Linked DNA regions of Homo sapiens: region 2 is linked to region 1. Evidence: chromatin contacts called from ENCODE Hi-C data. All regions are on one chromosome and are shown on one strand. Each heading gives the region's core, a stretch centred on a gene start or an enhancer-like site at or near the end of the contact. The rest is flanking DNA. Distances are from core to core; before and after follow the strand shown.

Evidence for each region. A loop is a pair of places that touch in the nucleus more often than their neighbours do.
Region 2: a loop to region 1 is called in a map of chondrocyte, with 2.2 times the contacts of the local background. The contact joins the promoter of CYP2U1-AS1 here to the promoter of DKK2 in region 1. A Hi-C loop is called at or near these places in 1 of 168 maps with a recorded cell type or tissue (chondrocyte).

Annotation. Positions count from the first base shown.
Region 1 is chr4:107,033,612-107,040,102 of GRCh38, forward strand. It overlaps DKK2 (dickkopf Wnt signaling pathway inhibitor 2), which reads right to left and starts at 2,702. Exons shown (of 4, transcript NM_014421.3): 1 at 1,759-2,702. The coding sequence starts at 1,980.
Region 2 is chr4:107,928,224-107,934,875 of GRCh38, forward strand. CYP2U1-AS1 (CYP2U1 and SGMS2 antisense RNA 1) reads right to left here and starts at 3,896. Exons shown (of 7, transcript NR_125929.1): 1 at 3,748-3,896. It overlaps CYP2U1 (cytochrome P450 family 2 subfamily U member 1), which reads left to right and starts at 3,326. Exons shown (of 5, transcript NM_183075.3): 1 at 3,326-3,910. The coding sequence starts at 3,421. The region is part of intron 1 of LOC107986298 (a long non-coding RNA gene); the gene reads right to left. LOC124900751 (a long non-coding RNA gene) reads right to left here and starts at 3,362. Exons shown (of 2, transcript XR_007058221.1): 1 at 2,750-3,362; 2 at 1-1,680. RefSeq lists enhancers at 2,696-3,203, 3,864-3,933, 3,994-4,063 and a silencer at 3,064-3,653.

The DNA.
Region 1 (6,491 bases), core at 1,452-3,951:
ACAAAAATTCCCAGAAAATACATAGATTAGAATGGAAAGGAACCTCAGGACTATTGAGGTTTCCTTCCCTGTGTCCTTGGGGGAACTACACATTAAGCTTTCTTCAACTGGGAACATGAAATTTGAAGTCAGTAGCATTAGAGGAGTCATGATTTGGATTGAGAGCACCCATTCTTTCTAATCCCTGTTCCATTTCATGACAGACTTCTAAGAAACTGTTAGGACCATTGCTATTGAAAATCCTGGGGTGACTCGCAGGAGAGAAAAAGCGAAGGAAAGTGGTCACATAAGCGCGTAGGCATGTGCACGTGTGTGAGGATGTGCAACGGTTATGTTTGCCTGAACGTATATGTACTTTCTTATTTTTCCTGAGACCTTAAAAAAAATCTGATTGCTGATTTTGTAATCCCTTGAAAGGATAGCTGAAACGGTTCACACTTCAAAGCTCTGGGAAGAGTTCTGGAACTGCAAAACTAGCAAAACTGCAAAATTGTCCCCGTGAGAGGGCAGTAGGGGGCCAAGCCCGGGTCTTGTCTCTCTGTCCATCCCAGAATGGCTCGGCCCTCTCAACCAACCTTCAGCCGGCTGGCTGCGCTGTGGACAGGGGCGGCGGAGGACACCGAGAGCGCGCAAAACAGCAGCATCAGTCGGTTCCAAGGAAACTCGGATCTCTGGGGCGTGGGCCGCTGCCAGGGGTTGACACTTGTGTTGTGCGAGGTGCGTGTGCCATTGGTAAAATGGCTTTCTCAGTTTTGGCTTCCCACAAAAGGAGCGGAAGGGGGAGCTGTCATGATTCCCAGTGCCCACAGAGCCCCCTCTCCTGGCCACAGCGCGCCAGCCACAACTGGTACCGAGTGTGCGCGCTCGTCTCTGTGCGTGTCTATTTGTATAACAGTTTGCAAGTGGCTTTCAATCTATCTGTCTGTATGACAGAGACAGAGGCGCCTGCGGAAAGTTCCCTCTCTCAAAAACGCCTTCAGTGTCCTGCTGTATCGCTGGCGCCTACGACGCTGTCATTGTCATCTCATCATTTTGCTTCCTTCCGGGTGATTTATGTACAATTCTGCGTGAGTGAGAAATGCGCGTCTACTGGAGTTGTTTTGTCTGTGACCTTACTTCTTTGAAGAGAGTAAGTGGTTGGAAGGGAAGGAGACCCTGAAAAGGAGTAATGTCCCCTCCAGATTGTAAAATATAATGGTTAAACGCCCAGTATCTCAATGTCTAGACTGAAATCCCTCTCTGCCACTTATACTAGCTGTGTGCCTTGGGCAAATCGTTAATCAATCCGTGCCTCAATTACTTCATTAGCAGAATGGGAAAGCAACAGCATCTAGCTCACAGAGTTGTGAAGATTAAATGAGTGAATATGTAAAACGCTTAGAACTGTGCCTGGCACGTTATTAGGTGCTATAGGTTAAATGCTATTAACATCTTCATCAGTTGCATCACAGTGTTAAATGGAAGGACCATCCTGACCACTTTCTCCACAGGAAAGCACTAGATCTTGATATGTGCCCACGCCCCAGAGCAAAGGCGAGACAGAATCCTAACCCTTTGACTCCGTGCAGTGCAGGACCAGCAGCCACCCAGACACCCCCCGCCCACGCAGACCCTGTTCGGTGAATCCCTCCCCAGCCGCCTGTTCTCTGTATCTGGGGCCACGCTCCGAATGTTGCAAGATGCAATGGCAAACCGCTAGCCCAAGAGAGCTGGCCCCTGCCTCTTCTGTCTGAAGAATGTGTTTGGGGGTTTTCCTACCTGCCCCAGGTTTTTGCCCTTCTTACTGCCGCCGAATGCCAGTCCTTGGTACATGCCCGCAGATCGATTGGCGGCCTGACCAGGCGTCTCCCCGCCCAGAGAGGACTTGATGGAGTTGAGTTTGGCCCGCGAACTGCCGATCTGTGAGCTCTCCACCATCAGCACCGCGGCCAGTAGGAGCAGGCAGCAGGACGAATCCTTGCTCCGCATCAACGCGGCCATCTCCCGGCGAGGGGGTCCCCAGGAAGACGCAAAGCCCGGAGGGGTGGGAATGCAAAGGGAGGGAGGACCCCAACACGGGGCCCCTCACTTGGGTCGCGGGGGCTTGCAGATTGTGTTCCCTCAACCCTTCCTGGTTCGGGGACCCAGGACCCTATGAACTCAGTCTCACGCCTCAGGACAGAAATTAGCGGAACCCAAGCGAGACCCGCTTCTCCACCAGGACAGGAAGTTCTGCAATAACTGGAAGCAATCAAATGCGAGGCGCTTTCTCGCCAAGGAGGCGTGACCCAAGGTGCAAGAAAACCCAGCCCTGTGGATCGCACCGCTTCCGTTCCTTCTTGCCCCGCACCTCCTTGGTCCCGCCGGGATCTCGGCGGTTTAACTCTCCTCTTAATTGATCAGGAGGCCCGCATCAGCTCCTTCTCCTTCAACTCAGTTGCTTTTCTCTCCTCTCTTTTCCTATCCTTTATGTGTCAAACTTTGCAGGACACAGTGCTCCTTTTCAAAGTTAGCAGGCGCTTTAGTAGGGGATCAGGAGACGTCCCCGGACCGAATCCTCGAGATCTGAAGAGAATCGAGGTCCCCCACACGCGCACTCACAGTTGCCCCGAAGCGTTGTCCCCTGACTCACAAGAGACAGCGAATCGCTGCCAGCGCAGCGATGCCTAGGGAGCGGACTTGCGCTACGCTCGCCGCGGGCTCCCGCTTTCTCTCTCTCTGCTCTCTCCCCAGTCCTCTTTGCTTTTTATAGCTTCCCACAGTGAGGACTTTTTTTTTTTTTTTACCTCCGCCCCCAATTCAAGAGTGACAAAGAGTGAAAATTTTTCTCTCACTCCCCACCGCTTCCGCCCCCCTCCTCTCTGCGTGCTGCTTCTGCTTCTGCGGCTTTCACTCCAGCTTTTCCTCCTCCTCATCCTCCCGCTCTGTCTCCACCCACAACTACTGGAAAAGGGGGATCTAGCTTTTCCATGAGGTGAATGGAACATAGGGGCTCCTAATTCCTGACAACAACTCCAGCGGTTGGAGGGGTCTTTGGAAACTGGCAGAGACCAAAGGTGGAAACGGAGTGGGGCAAGCTGACACCACTTGATCGCTGCCACCCTTTCTTAGATCTTCCCACCCATCTTCAGCCCCTGACTCCGCGAGGAGAGCTGGAAAAGCCCTATGGAAGCTTTAGAGAAGTGAGCATCTGCGCATCTGCTCATTAGTATTGTGTTCTTTGTGAGCTCACGTTTGGTTTTAGACTGTGCCTCCCAGGGAGTGTGTGAAGCTGGAGCCACATAGGTGCGCCAGGGGGTGGCCAATGATCCGGATAGAGGGTCTGGAAGGAAAGGGGCAGACCAAAGAGGGGAAAAGATGAGCCTGTTCGATTTGGGTCTTTTTAGTCTCCTCCTTCGGAACCCCGGGCCCCGCCGCACTCGTAGAATATGTCTATGTCTCTGAGGGACTGGGAAGAAGGGGATGCTCTGGGTACGCTCCAAGGGTTTGGACCTCACAGCTCGAATGAGCATCTTTACCATGCCAGGCAACTGCTCTTTTTGCGAATAGGAAATCCCAGATAGGAATGAACGGGGGCAGGGAGCCTTTGAGATCCTGTCTTCCTTGGCTTCCTGCCTTCTAGCCCCAGTGAATTACAAGAGAAGCCATTCCTGTCAGCCCCCGGGTCTCTCCAGGTCCAATTCCCTTCGGCCGAAGGTCGAAGGCTGCTCCGGGAACGACTGGGACGCGCTGGCGCTTGGGGGCGCCAGTGGCAGCCGTTCAGCGAGCCACGGAATTGCTGCAGGAGACAAGCGCTGAGTTCGGTGATGTCTGGTGGCCAAGTGCGAGACTTTCCAAGCAAAGCAAGGGATTGTTCGAAAGTTATTGCATTTCTGCTTCGCAGACACTAATGTCCAGGAGCAGAGAAATCCAAGCATTGAGCCACAACTTGAAGTTAGAAGGCAGCTAGCCGCCAGGGGAGGATACAAGCAGCATCCTCTTCAGAATTTTTGGACCTAGATTTCACAGCTTTCACACCTGATCCTGGCGCATGTCCATGAGTACGAATTAAACTTGTCGCTAAGTGAGAACGTTGGTGACTCTTATTTTCCCCCAAAACAACGCAGAGTTCTAAAGTGTGGATTTAGAGCTATTTTCTCCCAGACAGCTCCAGTTTTGCAAATTTCTCAGTCCTGACCTATGAGTCTGTCTGCCCTGAAATTCTTCATTTTCAGATTTTTTTTTTAATACACAAGGAAACGGGGATTAAAATATGCACCCTCTGGCATGTGTTCTTATCTTTTGAATTTCCTTTCTTTAAGGTAGAGATTTTTCACATTTTAGTGTGTGGGGTTTTTTTTCCACTTTTTAAAAATATGCCAGGAATAACAATATGGGTGACCCCTGAAGGACATCATACTAAGTGAACTCGACCAATCACAGAAAGACAAATCCACTTATAGGAGGTACCTAAAATAGTTAAATGCATAGAATCAAAGGTTGGAATGATGGTTACCAGGAATTGGAAGGAGAGGAGAATGGGGAGTTACTATATCAATGATCATAAAGTTTCAGTTAACTAAGATGAATAAACTCTAGAGATTTGTCATATGGTATTGTACCTATAGCCAACAATAATGCATTGTATTTTTAAAAACTTATTGAGAAGGTAGATCTCATGCTATATAGATATAAATTTTATATGTGTGTGACTTTATATACATGTATAATATATATATGTATTTATACATATAACATGATTGTAGTAAGAACATTTAACATCTATATATGCCCAGTAATAAATTTGTAAGTTTATAAAGTTAAGTGAGGCATTCTAGGCACTAATAAAAGGCAAGGAAATGGGTCGTTACTCTATAAATAAGTACTTAACGATTCCAAGCTTAGACTTTACAGAAGAGTATATCTTTTGCCTTCATTCTGATTTGCCAATCAGAAAGCATGACAGAAATTGAGAAACTTAAGTTAGGAGTATACTGGTTTAAATATTTTTGAAAAGTAGCTTAGAGCAAAAGGAAAAGATAGAAGCTAAACATGTAGGCAACAGATCACTCTACATTCACTTGGAAGGGTGTAGACTTTGACCATATGTTGAAGAACAAACCCAAATGAACCATGAGAAAATGTGAAGATGCTTTGCCTATTTCTGTCACTTCCTTCTTTCTTTACCTCTAAATAAAATAATATCCCACATACACAGGCCTAACTTTACTCACATGTACTGCTAAACAGAAAACATATATCAAGCACAACACATTTACTCTCAGCTCTGAGTACCATCCTAAACACATTATCTCAGAGGCTTATTCAAACCCCGCAAGTTCCAAAAGCAATTTTTTACAAATACAGTTAAATTAAAAGTCGACATAAAATCTACTTACACAAACATTCTTCCATATAGAACAAAATCAGACATATAGAATCAAAAGCTAAAACATACACAATTACGCCTTAGGCTAAAAAGCAGTCAAAAACTAATTTCATTCATGACCCAAATGCTTTGTGTAAATTTTTTTTGACAGACAGAAACAAACATACATGACCCATATGTTGACAAGTAGATATGCACACACAAAATCAACTAACTGTAAATAAACATAATCCTGTGGATTACTGTCATGGCCCCATATGTGTTTTTCCTGTGTGTGTTTTCCTAAGTGTAAAGACAAAAGCTTCATATTTTACTTGGGAAAGTAGATTTTTATGCCATTTGCAATAATATAATTAGAGAGTAGATATTTAAAAACAAGACTGTACAAAAGCAGGATGTACAACCTTCCTGTCCAGAAGAAAGTGCCTTAATGGACATTTTTTCCTTTGGCCATACATTCCCTCTTATCTTTGCTCCTCTAGCTGTGGGGCCATTTTGGTTCCATAGAAAAGCCACTACTTTCTCAGCAGTTGTTTCTGGATCCTGGATTCCTTCTGAATACTTAATCCCAAAGGTAAGTTAAGTATATAACTTGTTACCTTAGTCTTGTTTACTGAAGCTTACTAATTTTCATCCCATTACCTCTCTCCCTGCATTAGTGAATATTTCCTACAATAGCCTTTTTAGCAGTTGTTCATGCATTCCCCGTACGTGAAGCAAGTATGGGGCCCTGAGGACACAGAGGTGAATGAATGGGGGTCTTGCCTCTAAAGGGGCTTGGAGCTCTGTAGACACCTTAATATACTAAAATCTGCTCCTAGCCCCTCTCAGAAGTTGCTGCTGTGAGCCTTTATTCTCATCCACTGCTGAATTATGCCAGTCTCAGAGTTCAATCTGTCACAGGATAGCTGCAACTTGAATTCAAGCCAAGCTGGCTTGAATTCATGTGACTATGGGAATATAAGTGATCAGATATGTCCCCCAGAGTTCTTTTTTTCCTTCAGAATTAAATGCACATTTTAATGGTGTACATAGAGACAATACTTCTACATTTGTCGTTGAACCCAAAGAAATGACCCTAGTGATGGTCATGTTAGGTCAATAAGAACAGAATAGCAAACCTGGGAAGTAAGATTGTCTTTGG
Region 2 (6,652 bases), core at 2,646-5,145, 900 kb after region 1:
TCTCACATTCTAATATTGGAAAAAGCTGGTAAATCTGCAAGGTGTGAATAAGAGGCAGCAATAGTGACAACCTATTAAGTTTAAACTATTATCAAGAACCCAGTGATAACTATTATAATTACAGCTTTTATGTATTGAGTACTAGTTGCTAGACATTGTGCTATTATTTAATTATTATTATTTAATTATTTTATTTAATCCCTATGCTTGGTATAGGTATATTTATCATCCCAATTTCAGTTCAGGAACATGGAGGCTCAGAGAGTACATAAACACATATATAGAAGACACTCAACGGAATATATATGAAGCAAATCATAAGAACTTAAAGGGAACAAAGGTGTTAATTTTTAAATGGCCAGTGGAGTTGTGCAACTAAATAGTGCTAATAACATTTCTACTTTCTCTTTTCATTAGCATTTTGCAAACCCTTCTTAAGCCATGCACTCTCTCTGTTCATGCTCATTGATTCTGGATGGGTGTCGTGTGTGGTGGCATTTACCTCCCAGAGAATTACAAACCAACTGAACAATTGTAGTTTTACAAATAGAGTAATTTAATACCACTCTTTATAACAAAATAAGTACTCAGCTATTTTGGATATACTGTGACCAACAATTCCGGCCAAAATCCATGTCGAACAAGGATATAGGTAGGAAAGTGGGTGGTTTAAAATTATCTTTAGGGTCTCAATAAAAATGATTTTTTCCCATAATCCTCTATCTTTCTTACCACTTCTGCCCACCCAAAAGATCTCTTAGTATTCTCTTCCTTTACTGCTTCTGCTATTATTTTTTTACCTATATAAAATAAGAGAGATGAAGCAGAAAGTATTCCTTTATGTGGCAAAATCGCCCTGAATGTAATTTGGGGAAATTCATCCTTAAGGAGCACTGAATGAGCTGTGTGGTTTCATGTTTAAAATAGTGCATCCAGCTGGGCATGGTGGCTCTCGTCTGTAATCCCAGCACTTTGGGAGACTGAAGCAGGCAGATTACCTGAGGTCAGAAGTCCTAGACCAGCCTGGCCAACAGGGTGAAACCCTGTCTCTACTACAAATACAAAATTTGCCGGGCGTGGTGGTGCGGGCCTGTAATCCCAGCTACTGGGAGGCTGAGACAGGAGAATCGCATGAACCTGGGAGGCGGAGGTTGCAGTGAGCCGAGATCACACCACTGCATTCCAGCATGGGCGAAAGAGCGAGATTCCATCGCAAAAAATAATAATAATAAAATAAAAGTGTATCCATAATATTATGAACAATATCCCTTCCTGTATTCGTTTGCTAGGGCAGCCATAACAAAGTACTACAGACTGGATGTTTTAAACAACAGAAATTTATATTTATATCCTCACCGTTCTGGAGACTAGAAGTCAAAACTCAAGGTGTCAGCAGGGTTGATTTCTTCTGAGACCTCTCTCCTGACTTGTAGATGGCTGCCTTCTGACTGTGTCCTCACATCCTCTTTCCTCTCTGTGTCCTTATCTCCTCTTCAGACACCAGTCATATTGGTAAGAGCCCATCCACAGGACTCCATTTTAGCTTAATTACCTCTTTAAAGGCCCTTTCTCCAAATACAGTCTTATTCTGAGGCACTGGGGGTTAGGACTTCAACATATAGTGGTGAGGAGAGGCTGAATTCAGCCCAGATTTCCTATCTGCCCCGCACAGCTATTAACCTAGTGAAAATGAGAGATTTAGGAAAACACTACACGTGCAGTTACATCCTGTACAATATAAAAGGGTGGCTGTTGGAGTTGTTAAATTAGTCACAGCTTCAACTATTTTAAAATCATTTATGAATTTAAATTGCTTGTATGGGATGATGTATATAGTGGCTACTGTTTCAGAGAGCAAAGCCCTAGAATCAGATGACATCCAGAATGTCATGTTGAAGATCGTATCTGCAAACAAGTAGTTTAAATTTTTAAAAACTTCTCTTAATTCAAAAATTCAAAAAAAATGAGAAAAGTAATCTCACAAGTAGTGGTTAATTATAGAAGATGAGAGGTGTGGAGGTTTTTTTTTTTTGTTTGGGGTGCATAAGCTTAAAATAACATGAAAAGCATGTCAAAAAGAATATGAGAACAGAGTGGACTTGAAATTTAACATATCCTACTGGCATCACTTGTTTATAGAAAAATAAAATGGATCATGTATTTATTTGAGGACTCACTATGCTTTCTTTGATCACATTTTTATAGGTACAGCGTGGTGTTCAAACTTTTAATGTATGGAGAAAAATGAAACGGCTAGAAAAATGGCCCAGTACAGACAATTCTATGCTCAATCCAACTTGAACAGAAACTACAGGATTTGGCCTAAACAAGACTGAAAGGGAAGCCCTTATCAGGAAAGCCATTATCTGAGAAGATAAAATAAAGTAATACTTTGTTTTTAAAGTATTATACAATTCATATCTAATATTTCAACCTCAGCCTTTCAAGTGTTGTCTAACACCAATAATAATATTGCCACCCCTCCCTCAACCGGTTATCTTCTTTTCATATTTCTAGCTACTTAAATCCACCAAGCAAATTCTGGTTTCGCTATTTCTGGATTTAAGTACATTTTCTAATGCACCCAGGCCACACGCAGGAATGGACACAGCTTTCGCTCTCCGCATAAGTTTTCTAGCCCAGGGCAAGCTCTCAGAACGTGACTCCTCGTGCCTCGCTGCCCGCCCCTCGCTCCCCCCACTCCCGCCATCATCCCTTCCGCAGAGTTGGCTGCCAAGCCGACACCCACAGATTCTGCATTCCACGGCTTCCCAGCATCCTGCTGTCTCTGCGTGGAGGAAAGGGTGCTGCGAATCCCAGTTTAGATAAGGAACCCCGTCTTTTCACTACTACACCGAAGCATGCAGGAATAGGGCGTTGACCCCATTCTCCCAGCTCAGGGCACAGGTGCTAAGGCCGACCCATCTCACGGGCCTGTTCACCAGTTTCCCACACTCAGTACAGATCCTAACACGGTTTATGCACTTCATAACCATGCGTTTGTGTTTGTCAACTGACAAACGAGTGATAATGACAAACGAATGACACAAGGGAAACCAACAGCCAATCAGAGCGCAAGGTTGTGTTGCCAGCATCCCAGTTTCAGGGACAGTCACCGCCAAGCCCGACCCTGCAAAGGGTCGTAACCGGACTTCGGGGCAAACTTCAGGTCCCCCGCCTGCTAGCCCGCCAACCCCCTCCGCCAGGCAGCCGGCGCGCCTCCAGGTTCCGCCCAGGCGTCGCTGAGTGGCGGCGGCGGGGAGAATGCGCGCGGCGCAGCCAATCCGGGGGCGTTCCTACACCCCCTGCCCGCCCCCGACCTTCCAGAGCAGAGCAGGACACTGGCGCCGCGGGTCAGGCAGCTGCGTGCGCGTCTCCTCCAGGCAGCAAGGGGAACCCGAGGCCGCCGGCGCCCGGACCATGTCGTCTCCGGGGCCGTCGCAGCCGCCGGCCGAGGACCCGCCCTGGCCCGCGCGCCTCCTGCGTGCGCCTCTGGGGCTGCTGCGGCTGGACCCCAGCGGGGGCGCGCTGCTGCTATGCGGCCTCGTAGCGCTGCTGGGCTGGAGCTGGCTGCGGAGGCGCCGGGCGCGGGGCATCCCGCCCGGGCCCACGCCCTGGCCTCTGGTGGGCAACTTCGGTCACGTGCTGCTGCCTCCCTTCCTCCGGCGGCGGAGCTGGCTGAGCAGCAGGACCAGGGCCGCAGGGATTGATCCCTCGGTCATAGGCCCGCAGGTGCTCCTGGCTCACCTAGCCCGCGTGTACGGCAGCATCTTCAGCTTCTTTATCGGCCACTACCTGGTGGTGGTCCTCAGCGACTTCCACAGCGTGCGCGAGGCGCTGGTGCAGCAGGCCGAGGTCTTCAGCGACCGCCCGCGGGTGCCGCTCATCTCCATCGTGACCAAGGAGAAGGGTGAGCGGGAGGTCGTGGGCTGTGGGTACGCGGATGCCGCGGATGAGTCTCCAGGTGCGTGGGGGCTGCAGTTCCTGTGCCCCTTCCGGCCGCCCGCGCCCCCAGGCTGCCTCACACCTGCATCCTGAACTAACAGGTGATGGTGGTGGCGGCGCTTCTCCTTTCTGATGCCTTTAAGATCCCATCAAGTAGTGACGGACGCGTGACTTGCTCATACTCCAAGATCATAAGTAGAAAAGTCATCCGGAGATTGAGGGAGAGTAATAGGGATGGCGGAAGGACAAGGTGGCAAGCCAGGTTCCATCTTTCCAAAAGTAGCCTTCCCTTCCACCAGCTGTGACCTCGGAGAGAAACTTTGGCCCCCATGTTAGAAAGAGGGAAGGATATTCTTTTTACCTTGTGGGTTTCGAATGTAAGAATTTAAGAAGATAATTTCCAATAAGATAAAAAGTCCAGAAAACACAGAAGAAGCCTATTACCAAATCTCCGGCTTTGGTTCATAGCCTCTGATTCCTGCGTATGGGAGTCTAAATTGGACATTTTTGGGGGTTGGAAAACGTGTTATCTGCTGCAATAAAATGTCCAATCTAACCTGTCTCTACCGTCCCCCTTTGTCTTACTGGCTGGCTTAGGTCTCTGACTTCTTTTCTGAGTCACTCCTACGCATCAGTCAGGTGTTAAATGCCTTTTCCTTGGGGAAGCCTTTTCTCACAGCCTCTGCAAGTAGGGTAGCCTCCCTTGTTAGAACCAGGTCCCTTGCCCAAGCACTTTTCCTTCACTACACTTTTCAAAACTGACGCTACATAACTTTATGACCTTGGGCCTGGATGTCAGTCTTCACCACTGTTCTGACATCTAGGAGGACAGAGTCATTGCTGTCTGAAACATAGTAGGAGTTCAAGTATCTATTAAATGAATGCTATTTCCTGCCCCTATAACATGGCAAAGAAAGATCTAGGCTTTTCAGAATCTGATAAAGCCAGAGTTTTGCATCAGGATTTTAAACGGAAAAGACAAATATTGTATGATCCACTTATATGAGGTGCCTCCTAGCGTAGTGAAATTCATAGGGACAGAAAGTCTCAGTTTTGCAAGATGAAAAAAGTTCTATGGATGGATGGTAGCAATGGTTGCACAACAGTGTGACAGTACCTAATGCCATTAAGGTGTGCACTTAAAAATGGTTAAGATGGTAAATTTTATATGTATTTCACCACAATTTTTAAAAAAGAAAAGAAAAGCAGGTAGGTTTTCTCCAGGCACCCATGAGCTCAGAAGAGAATTTTAGGTAGAAGCAGTATTACGAAGGCATGTAGTGGATGAGGTGTGAACTGTGACATTTGTTTTTCAGTGGGGCATTTAAAGTATTATGATCTTTATCCCTACTCATTTAAAATCCTTAGATAATGTCTTAGTGTTCATCCATGTTGTGGCATATGTGAAAATTTTCTTTTGAAGACTAATATTCCATCATATGTACAATCATCCCTCCTTATCTGTAGGGGATTCCTTCCAGGACCTCCTGCGAATAACAAAACCCTAGGATGCTCAAGTCCCTGATATAAAATGGTGTAGTATTTGCATATAGCCTATGCATATCCTCTTGGATACTTTAAATCATCTCTAGATTATTTATAATACCTACTACAATGTAAATGCTTTGTAAATAGTTGTTATACAGTATTGTTTAAGGAATGACAAGAAAAAAAGTCTACACATTCAGTACAGATGTGTTTTTTTGATCTGCGGTTGGTGGAACCAACAGATGTGGAACCCATAAATGTGGAGGGTCGACTGTATATACCACATTTTGTTTACCCATTCATCCATTGATAGACACTTGTGCCTCCAACTTTGGGCTATTGTGAATAATGCTGCTATAAATAGAAGGGGGCAAATATCTGAGTCCCTAGGAGTTACTTGATCATGTGGTAATTCTAGGTTTAATTTTTTGAAGAACCATCATACTATTTTACAGTGAGTGCACCAGTTTACATTCCCACAGGGGTCCCAATTTCTCCACGTCCTCACCAACACTTCTTTTTTTTTTTTTTTTCACACTTGCTTTTAAGATTGGGCTTAAATGTTACCTCTTTGAGAATGTGTACCCTGAGATGCTTCCCTACCCTGCAGAAGGAGATGAACTTCTATGATACCATTGTTTCATTTTAAGACCTTCCCAGTCCCTTCTAATCAATCCATAAGTCTTACTGACTCCTACAGCAGATATGTGTGCTACATCCATCTACTTTTCTCCATCTCTACTGTCAGCATCCTCATCCAAGCTACCATCATTTATTTATTTTTCTTTTTTTTCTAAAGCTACCATCATTTCTAAGCTGATACTTTAGAAGCCTCTTAACCGACCTGCTTGCTTCCGCTCCAGATTTTCATCCACAGAGCAGCCAAAAGTATCTCTTACATAAACCATGAATCAAATCTTGTAGCTCTCTGGCTGAAACCAATTGCCTCTGCACTCCTTACTTGACCTACTATGGCCTGAAGGATCTGGCTGCTGCCTTTCTCTTTTTTAGCTCTGCCTTCACTTGTACATTTCAACCTGACCTTCCTACTCTAGACACACTAAGCTGATTTCTGCCATGCCTGGGCCTGCCTCAAGGTACGATGTTTGTCTTCTTTGGGCCTGGAATAACTTCTTACTTGACTGATTGCTTGTCATCCCTCAGGCCTCTCAGGCCAATTGTTACCTTTCAGTGCTATTTTGGTCAATGCCCAGTACCA